Regions from separate parts of the Homo sapiens genome. Here region 1 is linked to region 2. A link is a loop called in an ENCODE intact Hi-C map of the cell type or tissue named here. Cell type or tissue: PC-9. All regions are shown on one strand.

Region 1 (5,000 bases), 230 kb before region 2:
GAGAACAGTATTGGGGAAACTGCCCCCATGATTCAGTTATCTCCCACTGGGTCCCTTCCACAACATGAGGAAATTATGGGAGCTACAATTCAAGATGAGATTTGGGTGGGGTCACAGGCAAACCATATCAACATCCAAACTGAATTTTGAGTGGGGTTCTCTTGTCTCTATAGAGTGGCAACAATAAGAATAGCTTTCTAGAAATTTCAAGGCGAAATTCCTTCCCTGTTGTTTACACCTTATAATTGCTCAAAAATATTTGGTAGATCAGTTTATTTACAATGCTGGTGGAACAATTGTCATTGACAACATTCAAGCTGTCTGCCAGCTCATGCCTTCCCAGCTTCAACCAGTTCTGAAATCAGTCCTGAACTTCCAGGGATCAGGAATTAAATGTGTCTTGGTACCCAGTGTGTTTAGCCAAGCCACATGCATGCATCTATCTACTGAGTCCCAGCCTTTTTAGTCCCTTTGAGACAATCCAGTCCATATACTGCTTCAATTTCTCTCCTGAGCCAGGAGTTTTGATCTAAAGCATGTTTCTATTGGAGAAACATGTTCCCAGGCTGTGTTCTGCTCTCTGTCGATCCAAGCACTAACCACATGGTCTGCTGATGGACTGATTGCCTAAGATTGTGCTTATCGCCTGACCAGCTGTGCGATGTCTCACCATTCAGATAAAACTCAACTGGATATTGATATCTGTCCCAAGCAAGCAGGGTTTACCATGCCCATTTGAAGACAGCACATTGGACTTTTTGGATACCCTATGTAGGCACTAAGCCTACAGTTTTTGCAACTTCCTCAACCCCACCTTTCTCAGTCTTGATTTTTGTATTCATCCTTCCTTTGTCTCCCAACATACATGTGTACTCCTTTACTTTCTGAATGCACCCACAAACACATTGATTCTAGCTGTTACTCTGTTGTTGTTGTTGTTCAAAGCTGTGTTACTTTTACCCTCTTGTGCCTTATGGCAGGGCCTGCCAACTTATTTTACATATGGGTTGAAATTTTGTCTTTTCCTTGACTAATTTCTTATGTCATGATTCTACATTATGTTTCTCTACCCAATAGGCCAGAGCATTACCAAAATATACTTCCTAGTCATATTTGCCTCCAGACATAGCAATCCTGGTAACTACCCATGAGAACCCCTAGACCTCCTTTCTTAGTGCATACAGATGGGACTTACATCATGAGGGGTATAAATACCAGGGGTCCTTGATAGCCCCAGATCTTCCCTGAATTTCCCAAAAGATGCCTTCAGGGTGCCATCTCTTATATTTGATATATATTTCTTTGTAACTAATTACCCCATAACTTAGTGGCACCAAACAATAAACATTATCTCACACAGTTGCTGGTGATCAGGAATTCAGAGCAGTTTAGCTGGGTGTTTCTGGCTCAGAGTCTGTGATGAGGGTGTAGTCAAGACAACAACCAGAGTTGTAGTCATTGCAGGGCATAACTGGGGATAGAGGATCTTTTTCCAAGATGGCTCACTCATCTGGCTGTTGGCAGGAGTCTCAGTTTGCCACCATGTGGGCTCTCCATAGGCTGCCAAGTGTCCTAACAATATGGCAGCTGGTTTCCTTCCCCCAGAGGGAGTGATCCAAGAGCAAGCAAGGCGGAGGCAGCTCGCTTTTATAACCCAGCCTCGGAAGTCACATGTTGCCATTTCTACAATATGCTATTGGTGCCACAGGTCAGTCCCATTCACTGTGGGAGGGGACGACACAAGACATAAAGGCTAGGAGGTGGAGATCTCCAGGGACATCTTGGGGGTGGACTCTGACACCTCTTTAGCTTAAGATTTCATCAATTCATATGCAAGACTACACCATGCAGCTCCTGTTTTTCCTCCAGGTCATGCCATAGGATACCGAATAGTTGGATTAGCTGCTCTTGACTTGCCAGTTAGCTGTGGTGAGGCGAGACTGGGATGTCATGGTATAAACCCAGTCGCTGTAGGGTGACTGCGTATAGACAGGGCTGTTGCCTAAGAACAGATTAGAGATGAGGATGACTGTGAAGGACATTTCAGCATTCCCTTACTCCAAGAGCAGAATCCAAGAAAAGAAAATAACAGAAAGAAGATGAAAAAAAGAAAAAAAAAAAAAAAAGCAAAGTAGGCTGCCTTTTTGTTTACTTTTTTTTTTTTTTTCTTTTCTGAGACGGAGTTTCGCTCTGTTGCTCAGGCTGGAGTGCAATGGCACCATCTTGGCTCACTGCAACCTCTGCCTCCCGGGTTCAAGCGATTCTCCTGCCTCGGGCTCCTGACTAGCTGGGATTACAGGCATGCGCTGCCACGCCCGACTAATTTTTTGTATTTTTAGTAGAGATGGGGCTTCCCCATGTTGGTCAGGCTGGTCTCGAACTCCTGACCTCAGGGGACCGGACCATCTTTGCCTCAAGTGCTGGGATTACAGGCATGAGCCACCGCGTCTGGCCCTAACTTTTTCTAGGGCCTAGACCTTTTTCTAGGGCTGAGGCCGGTCTAGGTCTCTTCATCTCCACACTTGGCAGACGTCAGGATTGAAGAATGGGCTTCGGCCAGCAGAGGGCAGGCTTCTACGACCCAGAGACTGTCTTTTAACTTCTTTAGAATAAAGGAGAAATAGAACCATAAAATTTCAGAGTTGAAAGGGACCTGAAATAGTTCTATACTAAGACCTCCTTATTTCACAGATGATTAAACTGAAGCCCAGAGAAGTGGAAGTAGCTTATCTAAGTTCTGACACTCTGCAAATGGCATAGTTGAGATTTGAACTCTTAGCTCCTTGACCGTTTTTGCTTTTATTATTCTAAAACTCTTCTCGTCTAATTCAACTGGCTTGAAAATCAGTCAGGGCTCTTGCCTTGTTGACCTAGCCCATCACATTTTAGACACATAGGGAGGATTAGGCTTACTTCACTATTTCTCAAATTTGAGCAAAAGGGTAATAACACTTTTGATATTTTAATTTTTGACTTAAATTGTTTTTACATTTTTATTATTTTACCTAATGCATAAAAACATAAAACTAGAGAGAACATGCTATGTTTACAGCTTTTATAAAATGATTTATTAAAATAAAATTTATAAAGTTAATACAAATAAAAATTTAAAAGGTGACAAATTGACAACATTAATGGGATGTAGAGGATGGTGTTATTTTGCTGAAACTACATGGCTATTCACCACTGAATTTGGCATGAGTTTGCTGTGCCTATACTCCCATGTGCTATGTGGTTAATCAATTTTCCTATTACATTATTTTACTTATGCCATGACAAACCTTCATCTGTATAGTGAGTCATTTTAGCATCATTTTGTTTTCATTAAGTGAGAATGCTTCATTTATCGATTAATCTCACTTCTTTTCCCATTATCTGGATGGTTCTCCAACATAACTACAAACAGAAATGCAAACATGAGCCATGAAATCTGGAAATGTAATTGGTTATAAGGTGATTACCCAGAGGAGCTATTTACATTAATACAAGCGTCGAAATGAAAACACACTCCAAAAAAAAAAATAAATAAAATAAAAGAGCTTGCAGCTTCACCCAGAATGTTCACAAACCCTTCAGCATCCACACACTGCCATTAGAGGGGACACTGCATAATGCATTTGGCTTTAGTCCTGATAGTATGTTCTAGACATGATGTTGTATGTTGTCTGAACAAGAGTTATCTTGATTTCAAAGGAAAAAAAAGAAATGCCATTAACATTTGTTTGATTGTCAATGACAATGTCTTAATGAAGAGCTAATGAATGAATGCACAGAAAACACAGGCGTCCCTTTGCTTTTCCTCGAGTCACCGAGATTAAAGGTATACCCTGTCGAAGGTGACAGAGTTAGGGCAGAAGGCTGGGTGTCCCGGACAGCTCAATAGCAGGCTGTATTGTCTGTTACAGGGCACATACTTTGAACTTGTGTTGACTCAGCCCAGTTGGAAAACTGAATACAAACTAAGACTTGACCAAAACCAGATGTTCTGCGTGACCTGCGCTTCAGGCACAGTGTGCCGCAGTTAACAAATGACGCCTTTTGGATTAATCTAAATATAAAGGCTTCCTGCCAGGACAGTCTCCCGAAACTTATTTGGCTTGGCCTGTTTTTGGTGTAAAAACATCAGACCACCAGAGCTACAGAGCAGCATTTCATCAGTAGGGCTACAAGTCAGAGTGGAGTCTGCATAATTGAAGCTATGTTCCCTTTGACCCATGGTTATCATTTCACAATGCATATATATCAAAACATCAAACAGTAAACCTTAAATAAATACAATTTTTATTTGTCAATGATACCTCAATAGAGCAGTTAAAAAAGAAGAATGGAGCTTGTGACTCAGCCTCCAGTATTACCCCTTCTGCTCGCAGGCATTACGCTTCTGCCAGCCAGTGGGCGGAGGCAGAACGCGTTGTTCCCATCACGCTGCAACTTCGGTGGAGAAAAATAGGCAAATGAGGGGTTGAAACTGAATGAATTAAGCCCAACACAGTTCAGTGAAAAATTTAAAGGTGTGAATGTTTCAGAAGTTTAGAGGAACATTGTAGATTCACACCTCATCTCTACCTGTTGAAATATTTCTCCTTGTTTAGACTTATCTCCAAAGCTGCTTTTCCCTGATGCCTTTCTGATTCCCACCAGATAGGGTTTCAGCCACTCTGGGACTTGAGTCATTGCTTTCTTTTGTGTTGTAATTACCAGTTTACATGTCATGACCCTTGAAGGTGAGCTATTTCTTACAAGACACACTATCCTCAGAGTGCTTTTTGGATGATATGAACTTGATGAGAACTGATTAGATCACAGAAAACTCTGAATGACAATCAGATATTTGCAATGTAATAACTTCATCCAGGGCTAATTTTGTTTTCTTAGTGAGGTTCAAAAGCCAAATATCATCCCAGATGGTGCTGGGCTCATAAAATAGGCAAAAGAGGGAATAGGGAGCTTCAGCCTTGGCCTCATCATCATGATCCAAGAAGACAGCTGCTTTCAAGAAC
Region 2 (5,000 bases):
TCTATCAATAGCCCTGTTACAGTGCACAGGCTCTTGGGTTCCTTGAGGAATGGAGCCATTTTGTAAACAAAACACTGTCATTTTAAGCCATTAGAATGCATTCTATGAGGCATAATGGCCAGCGGAGAGCTACTGGGAAAGTCGGATGAAGCACAGAGTGAAGTATTTGGTTCTCTGGGTCTCCTGTGATTTAACTGCCCTACAAACTCAGCCTTCCCATTAAATACTGTATTAAAAAAATCTCTGGAGCAAAAGCAAATATGTGCTTTTCTTCTCTGAGAAGAGATGGATTTAGCAATTCTACTTCTGTTTGTTATTTCAGTGGAATCTAGTTGTTTTGGGAGTTAAATAGTCTTCTCTCAGATGTTATTTTAAATGCCCTCTACCCGCCACCACCCCTCCCCCCGCCTTTTTTCTTTTTGGTAAGAAAACTAGCTCCTTAGCTCTTCAGGTAGTGGTGAACAGTTTTAGTGCTAAAGAACATTCTCTCTCATGTTTTGGACATGAGTCTGAGTACATTAAATGTGTTCATGCATTTTATATTGTAAAATACAATGTAATTCTTGTTTTGTGAGTGGGAGGGTAGACGATAGTGCTGAATTCCATGTGTTAGTCCAGGCTTTATGGGAGGCAGATGGCAAAACGGCGTTAAATGTGCCAAGATTCCATTAGCGGACACTACCGTGTGAGAGAAGATGAAGAGTATCAGAAAAGGCTGCGAGAGTTTCGGCTCGCCCTGTAAGCCTGATCCAGGGAAGAGGAGAGGGTGGGAAGGTTAGGTGGGAGCACTGTGGTTTTGAAACAGCTGTGCAGTTTAAGGAAGGTTTGTAAGGCTACTGGGGAGTCTTTGGGCCAAGATCAACCTTCAGAAGAGTCCAGTGTCTCCCAGAAACCGGCTGCTTTGGCGTCCCTGAGGATCACTCACTGGCCAGGCACAGCTGTGGGAGGTACAGGGGGGCCCTCGGTTAATTACATGGCCTGTCACCTAAGGTGTAGGAGCCATTCTCAGAGTTGCTGCAGTCTGCATCTTTAAAGTTTTGGAGAACTCTGTGTTACCTGGTTCTAACATCACTAATGATGGATGCTGTTTCTTTTTTAAAGTAAGTCTCCATTGATTTTTGCATCTCATAATTCATTAGTTTGAAAGCTTCCAAAAAGCAGTTAATTGCCCCCAGGGGCCATCTAGGATCCTTTTATTCGCTGGAGGAACTCTGATATGATATCAGTAAAGAAAAGCAAAAACACAAAGAGGTTTTTACTTCTGTCGGTCCTAAGATTGTTATGTGTTCTTATGAGTTTTGCGGCCACACTCATCTGTCATTTATTAGTTGAGTGACCTTATGCAAATCACTGAACGTCTTTATGTATACAAATAGTCATAAAAATTCATAGCTGGCAGAATCATTGGGGGTTAAAACAATATGTATATTAGGACTTGGCACATAGTAGGTCCTCAGTTGAAAATGTAGACATAGCCAAGTTGTATTGGAAGTTTACCCTGTGCTCCATGGGGTGCATAACTGTCAGAGTTCACTGCAGGGATCTGGAAGATGCCTGGTGTTTTAAGCAGGAAGGGATTAGTGTCGGGAGGTGGTGCTCACACAATCATGGGAAGTGGTGGGGGTGGCCAGCCCCAGGCTGGGCTTCCAGACCAGCTCACCAGGGAAGCCTCTACCTCTGTTCCAACCAGGAAGGGGAGAATGAGGAAGCTGCCACTGACCCTGCCACATTCCAGGACACACACCACCATGGCTGCAGTCCAGGAATTGGGAAGCTGGGAGCATGAAGCTGCCACCACCACTGCAAACTGCCTCTTGACACCCTTAGAGTTAGTGTCTGGACAGTGGGACACCACTGCAGAAATGCCACATCTCCACAACCTTACTTACCAGCAGAAAGCCAGAAGTAGCAGCGCTGGGCGTCTCCTGGATTCTGCCTTCCAAATTGCATGACAGTGCATCTGCCACACAGACCCTGATTGGCATGCAGAACTCTAGCTGTGGTGGCTTTTAGCTTCCCAACTCTGTCATCCAACAGGGGTCTGCAATACAGGAAGGCACAGGAGAAGGAGGTGGCTGGATGCCCGAGCATAGCTGGCACCCTTTTCCAGCACTGTGCTAGGTACACTATGTGCATCACCTCATGTAACTGTTGTCATAGCAGAGCAATATAGGTAGAATTATTACCCCCACTTTACTGATATGGAAAATGAGGCAGGTATCTGGTGGGGGCAGTCTGTGTACTCAGATCTGTCTGTTCTCAAAGCTCATTCACTTAATTAGTCTGGTGCTTTTTCTAGAACATATGCGTTCTTTGTGTTCACTTTTGAAAAATGTCCCAAATCCCAGTTTCTTTTCCTGTGTGGATGAAGCTGCCCTCACTGCAGGCAGATTGGGTAAATTGTTTTTGATGATCATTCAGGGAATAAATACATGAACCTCTTCACTCCAGCTCCAGGGGTATAAAGAGTCAGTTTGCAGTGGTGGTGGCAGCTTCATGCTTCCAGGCTCCCGATTCCTAGACTGCAGCCCTGGTGGTGTGTGTCCTGGAATGTGGCAGGGGCGGTGGCAGCTTCCTCATTCCTTACTTCCTGGTTGCAACAGAGGTAGAAGCTTCCCTGTGGGCTGGTCTGGGAACCCAGCCTAGGGCTCACACCACAGCACCACCTTCCACAATTCTGTCTCCTGCTTTGAGTCATCAAGCTGTAAAGAGCATTGCAGATTGTCTTGTGAGTCCCTTGCCTCTCTTCTGCCATTATGAACAGGGGAACTGAGACAGAACTAGATGAGCATATTCTGATTAAGGGCTTGAAGTTGAGATTCTCACTCAGACCAGCATCCTTTCTCTTATCCAGTAGCTTGGTTGTCCTTGGACCTATAATACATTGCATTCACTGTCCTTCTCAGGCTCACACAATAAAGGTCCCAATGGGAATGCCCGGATACATCTGCACCCTTGATCTTTGGCATATGGACTCTCTGCTTTTTTTATTTGTTTGTTTCAGGTTGTGACATTGCCACAGGAGATGGCCACACATGCTTATGCCTTCTAGGGCTCAGTTTTGGTGAATCAGTTGTTTTCAGAAAGTAGCCTGTGAACTGCTGGCTGTTGATGAGAATCCATTAGATCCTCTGAGGTCTAGTTGAAATGGCAAGATCACAGTATGCCAAAGTCTTCTCAAGTTCTTAGCTTGCCATGGGGACAAAGAGAATCTCTGGTCCTTCAGTGGCCACTCCTTTTACAAGGCAAAGTTTTTCAGGCAGACTTTGTTGCGTCTCAACCCAGGTATTTCTGCAACTCCCTTAAAACTGCTCATGTGTTCTACAAATCCACTCTGTTGACACCAGTCACCTGTTTTCTGGATGGCTCTAACATTCTCTTGCAGATCGTTCTCTTTGCCATACTGCTACCAGTCTTCCTGCACAGCTTCAATTTAGGTGAGATAGGCACTAACTTCTTAGTTAAATATTTAAAGCACATCCAAGAAACCTTGCAGAAGGCTTGCAGAGACCATAAAAATCACTCAAAAAGCAAAACTGTAAGTGGACAACCAATGCCACATCTCCCCACGTGGCTCCGCTGCAGTCCATTGCAAAGGGTCTATTTGAGCTGCTTCTTGCCTCACCCTCAGCCTGCCCCTGTGTTAGCCAGTGCTCATTAACACCATCACCATCCTGGAGTACCTAGAAAACTTTTGTTTTAAATTTTTAATTTTTGTTGGTATATAATAGGTATATATATTTATGGGGCATTATGGGATATTTTGGTACAAGCATACAAGGTGTAATAATCACATCAGGGTAAATGGGGTCTCTGTTACCTCAAGTATTTATCCTTTGTGTTACAAACAATCCAACTGTACTCTTTTAGTTATTTAAAAATGTACAATTAAATTATTTTTGATTTGTCACCTATTGTGCATCCTATTGTGCTAGCAAATACTAGGTCACCCTATTTGTCAAATTGGTATCCGTGTGAGGGGGAAGATCAGTGGAGCCTTCTATTTGGCCATCTTGTTCCACCCTTTCTCCATGTCAAACTTCTTAATCTCTCCAGAAGCCTGTGTATGGGCAGACTTGGGGAAGTATGGAGGCTTCTGTGAACAGATGTGGATTTCAGCTGAGATGCTGGGGTGGAGGTGGCAGTGAAAATCTGAGGGAAGACAGAGGGTTCCCTTCTCCTCCTCCTAGTCTTCAAATGGTAGACACTGACAAATATTCCATAGTAGCAGAGAGAAGAATCCAGATCAGAGGGATGGTCAGGGATTACACTTCTTTATCGCATAGCTTGATCTCGAAACTCTTAATTCAAGTAAGAACACCAGCTGTTTTTAAAAGCTTACATTTATCTCAGTCTTCCTCCAAACAATCACCTGCCACAATGTTTGATCAATTGTGATCCTTGTGTCTGAGGATGGGGAGGGTCAGGATCTGTAACTCTGTTTTAGGTGGCAGCCAGAGGAGACATGAAAGCAGTATGTGGGGTGTGTGTTAATTCCACTTCTGGGAGTGTCACTTCTCTTGTTGTTGTTCCAGACTTGCAGTGAATGGAAGGAAAATAGTATGTGCAGACTTGGATCACTTTGGTAATTATGCCCATCATATGAGGAAACAGGGAGCAGCCTTTGTTTAGCAAGAAAACGAATCCAACAGCCAACGAATTACATTTTTACAAAATCGCAGCATGTGTGTATGTAGGGGGTGGGGAGTATTTTGTGTTTGAGGTTTTTGAGGCTTTTATGTTTCTCTTGGTCACCAGAAATAGGTCATTGGACCCTTTCTGTCTGGAAAAACTTGGTGTCTTTTCAGAACAGTGAGCCCACAGATATAGTTAGAGATATGTGTGGGGTGCTCAAAAAAGGGAGAACCAACCTTTTAGGTTCCCTAACTGTCCTAGACTTTACTAGGGAAAATTCTGGGGGACTTTCTCAGACCATACTTCAGCCTTGAGACCCACCTGGTCACAGTCTGAGAGGAATGCTGCAGTAATTTCCCGATTTT

What was found. Peaks named below come from ENCODE experiments on the same cell type or tissue, not always from the same donor. Only the 100,000 strongest peaks of a DNase experiment are listed, where the experiment ranks them.
Region 1: it touches region 2 in a loop (3-fold over the local background); 2 of 110 quality-filtered maps call a loop at or near these places.

What each region holds. Positions count from the first base shown.
Region 1 is chr13:97,798,048-97,803,047 of GRCh38, reverse strand. No RefSeq gene overlaps it. Among named protein-coding and RNA genes, the nearest start is that of IPO5, 150 kb to the left of the region's middle. In PC-9, CTCF peaks have their summits at 2,335 and 2,545 (motif pointing right); a DNase peak (open chromatin) is centred at 4,667.
Region 2 is chr13:97,565,702-97,570,701 of GRCh38, reverse strand. All of the region lies in intron 3 of LOC105370324 (a long non-coding RNA gene), which reads left to right. Among named protein-coding and RNA genes, the nearest start is that of RAP2A, 130 kb to the right of the region's middle. In PC-9, no CTCF peak of the experiment used is centred here; DNase peaks (open chromatin) are centred at 1,681 and 2,621.